2 separate regions of the Homo sapiens genome follow, and region 1 is linked to region 2. Evidence: chromatin loops called from intact Hi-C (ENCODE). Cell type or tissue: sigmoid colon. All regions are shown on one strand.

Region 1 (5,000 bases), 440 kb before region 2:
GGCCCCAGATTCCTCTTCTATGAATGAAGAAATTTCAAATGACTTCTCATCTCTACAATCTATAACACAGCTATTTCAGCAGTAGCTGTCTCTTACCTTTGTATGAATAGGAAGCAATTGTATTTTTCTTACAAATTTCTTCTTCAAATTATTCATTTGTTGGTTCATTTAATTTAATTATCTCCCCACCCACCCCTCGTTTCTTTTTAGCTGGTCAAAATGTCTTTGGAAGTTTCCTAAAGTCTGAATTCAGTGAGGAGAATATTGAGTTCTGGCTGGCTTGTGAAGACTATAAGAAAACAGAGTCTGATCTTTTGCCCTGTAAAGCAGAAGAGATATATAAAGCATTTGTGCATTCAGATGCTGCTAAACAAGTGAGTATTAAGCTTATCATCATCAGTTTCTCCATAAAAGACCCTATATGCAGAAATAACATTTAATATATACAACAAGATAAAATCCTTTTGGGGTATATAATTTTACTTCTACATACTTAGGCATATAAATATAGTTCAGTGCAATGAGAATCTAATTTTCTATATTGGTGAGGGTTTCAGCACAGTAGAATAAAGAGACTGATTTTACAAAACCAGCTGCCATGATGAGGGTGAGGGAAGGGTTAAGGGTATTGTTACTGACCAGAACTGCATGTCAGGGAGTCCTTAATGAGTGCTCTTGTTTTGGATAAGAAAATGCAGATTAGCATAATGTATACAATTGCAGCAGCAAAAGTATTTCCAATTAACAGTATTACCAGATAAATATTCTTGGTCCAAGCAGAAAATATCAACAAAAAGAGCCTTCTTCTCCTGTAAATCTTAAATGCCTACATCACTCTTTATGATACATGGATCATCTTATGTGGATACTTAAATTTTTCATGTCTGCTTCTTTTGCCTCTCCTAACTATACTATGAGGAAATTTGGAACAAAGACATTTTTGTAATATTTCTTATCTCCTTCACACCTAGTATAGAGCTGATTTTACAAAGGCATTTAAGAGATATTTGAATTGATTTAAATGAGGCCTTAAAATTACTTTCTGAGGTGTTTCAAAAAACAGTAACATCATAAAATTTGCAGTAAAGAAAAGTATATATTAGCTAACAAGGTTTTCTTTTTTAGATCAATATTGACTTCCGCACTCGAGAATCTACAGCCAAGAAGATTAAAGCACCAACCCCCACGTGTTTTGATGAAGCACAAAAAGTCATATATACTCTTATGGAAAAGGACTCTTATCCCAGGTTCCTCAAATCAGATATTTACTTAAATCTTCTAAATGACCTGCAGGCTAATAGCCTAAAGTGACTGGTCCCTGGCTGAAGGGAATTAACAGATAGTATCAAGCGCAGAAGGAATGTGCCAGTATGGCTCCCTGGGTGAACAGCTTGGCCTTTTTTGGGTGTCTTGACAGGCCAAGAAGAACAAATGACTCAGAATGGATTAACATGAAAGTTATCCAGGCGCAGAGTTGAAGAAGCATAAGCAAGACAAAAACAGAGAGACCGCAGAAGGAGGAAGATACTGTGGTACTGTCATAAAAAACAGTGGAGCTCTGTATTAGAAAGCCCCTCAGAACTGGGAAGGCCAGGTAACTCTAGTTACACAGAAACTGTGACTAAAGTCTATGAAACTGATTACAACAGACTGTAAGAATCAAAGTCAACTGACATCTATGCTACATATTATTATATAGTTTGTACTGAGCTATTGAAGTCCCATTAACTTAAAGTATATGTTTTCAAATTGCCATTGCTACTATTGCTTGTCGGTGTTATTTTATTTTATTGTTTTTGACTTTGGAAGAGATGAACTGTGTATTTAACTTAAGCTATTGCTCTTAAAACCAGGGAGTCAGAATATATTTGTAAGTTAAATCATTGGTGCTAATAATAAATGTGGATTTTGTATTAAAATATATAGAAGCAATTTCTGTTTACATGTCCTTGCTACTTTTAAAAACTTGCATTTATTCCTCAGATTTTAAAAATAAATAAATAATTCATTTAAGATTCTTCTTTCTACCATCTCTTTTAACATCTAAAACTATTATCTAGTGAATACTATATTTTATGTATTAGTTTGGACAGAATTCACAATTTTTCTCTCTGCTATCACAAGGCACAAAATCAAACAAATATAATATGATCTCATGTTCAATAAGAAATTGAAGTCTTTTAAAAAGGGATAGAAAATTTATTTCAAGAGGTAATCTAATTAACAGCATATATTTTATTGTGAGTTAAAGTTCATAAAATCTAGACATATTTTCTCATTTAACATTCATAGCAATCCTATGAAAGCTGAGACTCAGAAAGATTAAGTCACTAGTTCTTAATTTTAGGTAACTCTCAAAATTATCTAGAATGTTAAAAAAACACACACATATCCCTGTTTTGGGGTCCCATACCAGAATGACTGAACCAAATCTCCAAAGGGTAGCATATGGGAATCTATATTTAAAAGAAAGCCCCAAGTGAGTCTGAAGATGATTTTATAATTCAGAGTTCAGAACCTGGGAATTAAGGGACAGTCATACTAGCAGGGATTGCCCAGAAGTCTTCCTACTACAACCTATTCTCCTTCCTCTATGTAACACTGCCACCCACTGATCAGAAGGCATTTCCTGAATCACTAAAGTCTGCAACAGTCCTAAGTGTCACCTAAGCAGGAAAAAAGACTCCAAAGTAGGGCTCACCTACAGAGAGAAGAAAAATCATCAAGATGATGCATATTCCTGAATAGCCTGTACAGCTCTTATCTCCCCGCGCACCTGTGCTTTATATTTTATTCAATAATCAGTCACTCACATATCACAATGAAATACGGTTAATGTATGGATAATCTCACTATGGACTGGTCCAGTCATCAGGCACACAGCAATGGTAAGGGGCAATATGCAGATCAGGTACAAACAGAATTATTCTTGAGTTGTCATGGGACAGAGTTTAAATTGGTTCTACTTTATGCTTTATTCCTGCTTTAAGTAAGAGAAACTTGGGAGTCCAGTGATAATAATAATAATGATAATAAGCATCATCATCATCAGTCATCTCTCTCTCAACTCATTCCATCACCAAATTCTGCCAATAATTCTTCTACAATCAGTGTCTGTGGTTAGAACATCGCTTGCTCTTTTTTATTACCCCATCCTAGTACAGGCTTTCATAGTTTGCCAATTCACATGACATGTTCTTTGTCTTCCCAGTGTCTTTTCTTTAATTTATCCTCTGAACAGCTACAAACATCATCTTCTGAAACACAGATTTGGCCACATCATTTCCCATGACATATAAAATGAAGTATACATGTCTCCCTCTGGGCTTCAAAACCCTCCCAGTGTAACCTTCATGATATAACTCTCATTACTCAACTCTGGGTATCCTTCCTACCTTGAAGTCACACTGGATTATTCACCTTATCTTATATAATTCCAAGCCTTCACTATCTCCAGCCTTTGGTTATGCTCTACTCTCTAAAATGCCCTTTCCTAACCCATTCCGGTTTTCAAAGTTAAAGCAATTCTTCAAGGTTTTGTTTGTTTTGTGTTGGTTTTTGAGACAAGTTTGCCTAGGCTGGAGTACAATGGCGTGATCATGGCTCACTGCAGCCTCAACCTCCCAGGCTCAAGTGATACCCCTGCCTCAGCTTCCCAAGCAGTTTCCAAGGACTGTCACATTAATTATAGTCCAGGCCTTCAAGACTGTGAGGAGCAAGCAGTGCAACTGTCTAACACACTCACCAGTCATACAATAAATGCTCTGGTTCTTCTCTTGACAAAATGCCAAAAACCATTCGATTTTAGACAGAAGATCAAAACAAGAAGCCTCTTCATTTTGACCAAAAAAAAAAAAAGTCATCCTGGTTGCATAGATTCAAAATAATGTAAAATACTTGAAAAGATAAATTTTTATTGTCACTTTTTTTTTTTTGGAGATGGAGTCTCACTCTGTCACCCAGGCTGGAGTGTAAGGGTGTGATCTCAGCTCACTGCAACCTCCACCTTCCGGGTTCAAGTGATTCTCCTGTCTCAGCCTCCCAAGTAGCTGGGGCTACAGGTGCCCACTACCATGCCTGGCTAATTTTTGTATTTTTAGTAGAGATGGGGTTTCACCATGTTGGTCAGGCTGGTCTCAAACTCCTGACCTCAAGTGATCCACCTGCCTCCCAACATGCTGGGATTACAGGCATTAGCCTCTACGCCTGGCCTATTGTCACTTTTTGTTATGATGTGACTGTTTCATTAGATCATTCACAAAATATAATTAGAGCTAGTGATATCTACTATTTAAAAAATTTGATCCAACTGGACAATCTGATTTTCAGTTCACAGGCTATGTTCTTTTGTAATACTAAAGCAATGGCAGTAAACAATAGCATGGCTAAAAGCCAAAAATGTTTTTTAAAATTTACTTTTCTCAAGCTTATTTTGCAGTACTTTAAAATATGCCTATCCCAGAAAGCTATGAATCTATGAAGGTGAAAATGTGGGTAATGGCGTCTCATAAAAATTACATATTTACCCATTTAGTTTACATGGAATGAAGTTCAAGTTTCTTTGTTTCTGTGTGCAAACATGGGCTGTATTATACTAGTAGGAATCTTTGACAATCTATTGTTGAAAATTAAAAAACTAAAATTTGTGAGGGAAAAAATATAGTAAAAGGTGGTTTAAAATGCCATCAATATAAATTATTTTATATAGCTATAGAATTTTTGCAAGACTAGGATGAAAACATCTATAAAACAAAAATCAACAGTCAGCTACAGAAATAACTCTATCCTTTTTGTTGAGAACAGTATCTTGAAGCTAAAGCTGTATCATCCCAATAGCAAAATTTTATATCTTACTACATGCCTAAACTAAATGAAACCTTCCTACAAAAAATAGAGACAAAATACAAAACCTTCTATGGATGTTTCTCTGCAGTAAATATTTGACTTGGTATATACTCCTCAGTGGCTCCTTTACTTTGAATATGAAAATAGGACAAAAA
Region 2 (5,000 bases):
GAATTAGACTTCTACATTATACAACTTTTTTTAAAACGTCCTTAAATAAAAAATACAGCAATTAAAACAATTACAATCTCTTTTTGTAATGTATTAGGTAGTATAATTATTATTTAACAGTATGATAAAACAGTGCTGTGCCTTAGAATGAATAAGAGCAAATAGTCTGTGTGTCATATTAAAAATAATAAAGTTAATTGCCAACATCAACGTTTTTAGTTAACAAGCATAATTTGTAATTTGATATGTGTATCGCATCTCATACAAAGTTTTCTGTCCTCAAATAATAAATATAATTTGGTTTTAGGCATAATTTAAAATAAAAGTATGTGCTTCTTTCCTTATTGATCTGAGTATACTTAATAGAATATTGAGAAGGATTAACAAGAAATAAATTTACTGGTTTCTGATATAAACTTTACAACATAATTAAATGAGCAAACACATATAAGGCAGAGTGTCTATACATTTATTAAAATTAAAAATAATTATCACAATTAATTGAGCACTAATTTATACACTTTACAGATATGATCTCATTTAATCATCAAGAATGTGAAGTAGGTATGATTCCCAGTTTACAGATGAGAAAGAGGTTATAAGAAAGTAAATAGTGCCTAAAAGCTCCAGCTAATAAGTAACATATATATAAGATTTAAATTCAAAGCCTGTATTTTGGTCTGTTTTTGTTAAAAAATAAAAATAAAATCATATAAATAACATGGAAAAATATATACTGTTAAAAATACTTTCCTTCTATACAGTGTACCAATGATATTAAAAAGTACTGACTCAAATCAGATAATTCTGCATTAATAGATACTAATGTAGATATTGTTGTGATTAGCCTTAACTATTCTTCTACCTTATTTCTATTAAGAAATAGAAAAAGATCTGAAGCTTACTTATTACCAATTGAATCACAAAGTCATAGTAAAATGTGGACAAAATTCAATATTGTGAAGTTGTTTGGATTTCCCCATAGCAATGGAATTTATGATTTTACATCACGTTAAGTTATTGGTAGTTAAAAATTTAAGATAGACAATGATTCATAATTACATACAAATGTGTAGACAAAAATTTGTTAATCATAAATATACCTGAATAAATAGAAGTCTCACAAATGTAATCTTAAACTAGATAATTTTATTTTATATTTTAAGAAAGAGATTTGGTACATAATACAAGAAGTTTTATAACTATATATTTTTGGATTACCTCCTAGGCAGTTTTTAAATGTGGTGTGTATTCAACGAATTCATCGGTTAAAAAGTCTCACATAACAAAAACATTTATAGGTTCTAACCAAGTTCATTATAGCCATGCCGAGGGAGAATCACTTTTTATTTATTATTTTGCAAATAAAAAGATTTTAGGTCAAATACTTTTATGTCATCACAGATTATAGGCAACTGCCTCAGCTATTCAAAAATCTCATCCTGTAGAATCTCAGCATATAGTAGCACTGCATGGTGCAGCCATATCTTTCCTGTTTGTTTCCTTCTATTCCTTCTCACACCTTGTTCTTTTATCCTATTTTCCCTGAAAACAAAACACAGTAAGATCCACTATTCCAACTTATCTATTTCTGAATTCTATAGGTAATTTTTCTTAGAAGTATTACCATTAAGTAATTAACTATCACTGGTAAAGATTTTATATAATTATAAAATCTAATCTTTATTCTAACAGTTTTTCAACACGCTTTATTTTTTAAATTTGCATTTATCTGCAGAAAATGATATTTTAATATGGTATCTTTTTTTTCCAAAATAAGATGAACAAAAATATATTCTTGCAAAGGAAACGGATATAGTGCTACAGATTAAGCACTTAATTCCCACCACATATTTAAAACTTTATGGATGTGAAATTTTAAGTGGCTATAAAGCTATTTAGGAGCTACCCTGTGCTTGCTGGGGATCTTTAGCCTGACTTTATCCTGGCATTTATCAAAATAATACTATTTAGCACAATACCATAATTGTTCATTTATTCCTTTCCCAAATTGTACCATGAGTTGCTTAAGAGAAAATAATATGTCTCAGTTATGTATACATCCCTAGACCTTAACAGAGTGCCTGGAATATCCTCGCAGCTAGATAAATGTTTGATGAATAATTTAAAACATTTCAACAATTCCAATTAAATGAGTCTAAGCTCCTTCAGAACCTAGGAGAATAATAGTTATTGCATGTATATAAGAAATAAATCTATCTCAATATTGCTTCTGGAATATTAATAAAAGAACAGCTTAGAGAAATAAGCAACTAGAAGGTCAATAACTACTTTCCTTAAGAAAATGAAGGCAAACACAACAGAGTTGGTGTTCCACTAACATCAGGTATTTATATGCTGCCACCTTGTGTCCAAAAAATGTGAACTAAGGAATAATTATTCTAATGTTAAGCTGACAAGCTGTTGTTCTCTAACTATGCTCTCAAAAAAATCTGGGGATATAGTGTAATTAAAAATCAAACAACAGTGGTTCTTTTACTTACTAATTTGCACACACAAAAAATTCTGTTCACAGATCAATTTTAATGCAAAATTTATACATTTAATATTTATCTAAGGGTCCTAGTCCCTAGTAACATTTATCTAACTTAAAATCTGATGTATCACATATTTAGCACATTTTATAGTTATTTTAATATTTTTAACAGAAAAACATTTGATATGATTAATAACATCATATCTAGGTATTCTTGTTAACCAAGCAATTTTGAGAACCACAGGACCCTGTATTAATCTAAAACTTTAAAAACAGTTTCCCATCTTAGAATACACCCTGAGATGCATGAACAGAAAAACCTATAATGGAAAAGAGAAGATTTAGCAGTCTTCTGCAATAATTTTTACATTTAATGCTAAAAGTTGGGTCACATGTTTCAATCAATAAGGTAATATACACAAAAAACTTATTAGCTCACATCTCATATTATTTAGAATGTATAACATGAAACAGCTTGGTTGAAATCAATCTTTGCTTTGTAAACTTTAAAATTAATAAGGAAAATATACCTACCATGTATTCTCGTCTTTAAGTTAATGGTCCAAAATTTTATTTGCCTAGTAGTGTCTTCTCAAAGTGTTTCTCAAACTGTGGTACACAGACCAGTTGCATTAGAATCACTTGGGGAACTTATTAAAGAATCCTTCCCCTATATCAGAATATCTGGGGAGGGGCCAGGTAACATGTATTTTAAAGAGTATCCACTGATGTTCACTTTCAGAAACACTGATTTACAGTATGAACTTAAAAACAATTTAACTGCATTTTACTTATTCAACAAATATTTTATTGTTACTTATGAAAAAAATCATAGAAATCAGAATTCTTCACTAACTTATGCTAGTTTTCCCTCAGTGGAATGGATACTAAATTAGAAATAAGAAAACCTATTTCGTAGTACAGGCTATTTTTTTTTTAAACCCAACAATGTCCATTCTACTTTTAAATTCTGTTATATCAACTCAAATTTTTGCTAAATAGGAAAATATTATTTCAATTATCAGCATTAAAAATCTACTTTTGCTTAAAGGAAGTGTTTTAAATTTTATTTTAATACAGCATAACCTGAGGTCTTGACACTAAGAATCTGGAAGCCTAAAGCAGTGGGGTAATTCTTTATTTTTGTTTTACAGTCTCAATTGAACTAATTCTTACAGAGTAGAAAACAAGAGGCAAAAGCAAAAGAATAAAAACGTACAAGCTTCCAAAAATTTTACCTCTATTCAAGCAAAAAATAAAAAATACATTTTATGTTTTTGGAGACTCTAAACTTAATTTAAGTATCTACCAATAAAATACTTACCTTTTCTACTAGTGGTATTAACTGCTGGTGTTCTGCTAAAGTCTTTAACAATTCCATAATGAAAGGCAGATAATTATGCTTCCTTCTGATATTCTCAATCTGAAAATAAAACATCAATCCACACTAACTACATTTCTGCTAATTTTGATATTTTATTCTTTGCATCCAACTCAAAATAGAAATGGTATATCCATTCTCATAAGAAAATGATTTTAGAAATAATGAGATTCCATTCCCACTGAGAATAAAAATTAACACAATAAAACATGTGGAGGGAGTTTCTTGGGCAAGGGCCTCCTGCCCCTGACTTAGCAAATAATAGAGGCCTTTAAAAGTCCAATCTAACATTACTTATGAAAATGTCATTTATAAAAACAACTAAACATCTACAAGCTAAATTAACATTTGCTACTTCACCTGTGCAAATAATCAGGCAAAGTCTAATGAGACCAGCTTTATTTTGTGATCAAGCACAATCTTTCCTTCAGATTATTTTTTATCGAAAGGGGGTACACTGCAGGAAAAAATTTCTACTTCAGTGGAAAACTATGCACTGTCTAGATAACATCCTCTCAAGTTATGTGATTCTAGGCTTTTACTGCCACTGACCTATTATATATTCTGCCTGGTAGAAGTATAATTGATTGCCCTTCCATAGAAAGTTTCCATCTCTTATAAATTCATTTAAACTTCATATAAATTTGAGCTTCTCTGACTTCTCCTTTAACTAGAGTTCCTTCAGTTAATTAATTAAATTAAAGCTTAACATGTTTGTTTTATAGCAGTATGACAATCATTTTATCTTTTTTTAAACAAAGCATTCCCAAACAATAAAGCAGGACACCTTATGGAAGTTATGGAAACTTTGTGTTGTATTTTGGGCAGATATTAAAAGTTAGTTAATTACATAATAAACACATAAGTATATATAAAGATGGGTAATTTACTTTTTTTAATATCATGTGAAATGGAAAATAATTGGGAAAGCTATTATTTTTTCCTTCCCTATCTCCATGAACTTGTCCCTCCCTTTTTCCCGCCTGGAATACTCTAGAGCCTGCCTGCCTGCCCCTACCACTTTCACCTGAAGAAATCCTACTAGTTTAAGGCCCATTCATTTCACTTAACAATCACCTGTTGTCTGTTAAGTATGATGCAAAGTATCTGTTGTCTGTTAAG

What was found. A loop is a pair of places that touch in the nucleus more often than their neighbours do. Peaks named below come from ENCODE experiments on the same cell type or tissue, not always from the same donor. Only the 100,000 strongest peaks of a DNase experiment are listed, where the experiment ranks them.
Region 1: a loop joins it to region 2, with 2.9 times the contacts of the local background. A loop is called at or near these places in 3 of 110 quality-filtered maps.

The regions. Positions count from the first base shown.
Region 1 is chr1:192,578,012-192,583,011 of GRCh38, forward strand. RGS1 (regulator of G protein signaling 1) reads left to right here. Exons shown (of 5, transcript NM_002922.4): 4 at 211-374; 5 at 1,126-2,013. The coding sequence ends at 1,311. The region is part of intron 3 of LOC105371664 (a long non-coding RNA gene); the gene reads right to left. Among named protein-coding and RNA genes, the nearest start is that of RGS1, 4.7 kb to the left of the region's middle. RefSeq lists an enhancer at 1,323-1,572. In sigmoid colon, a CTCF peak has its summit at 2,626 (motif pointing left); no DNase peak of the experiment used is centred here; H3K4me3 peaks cover 3,290 bases; H3K27ac peaks cover 321 bases.
Region 2 is chr1:193,017,276-193,022,275 of GRCh38, forward strand. It overlaps UCHL5 (ubiquitin C-terminal hydrolase L5), which reads right to left. Exons shown (of 11, transcript NM_001199261.3): 10 at 3,822-3,920. Among named protein-coding and RNA genes, the nearest start is that of UCHL5, 40 kb to the right of the region's middle. In sigmoid colon, a CTCF peak has its summit at 2,353 (motif pointing left); no DNase peak of the experiment used is centred here.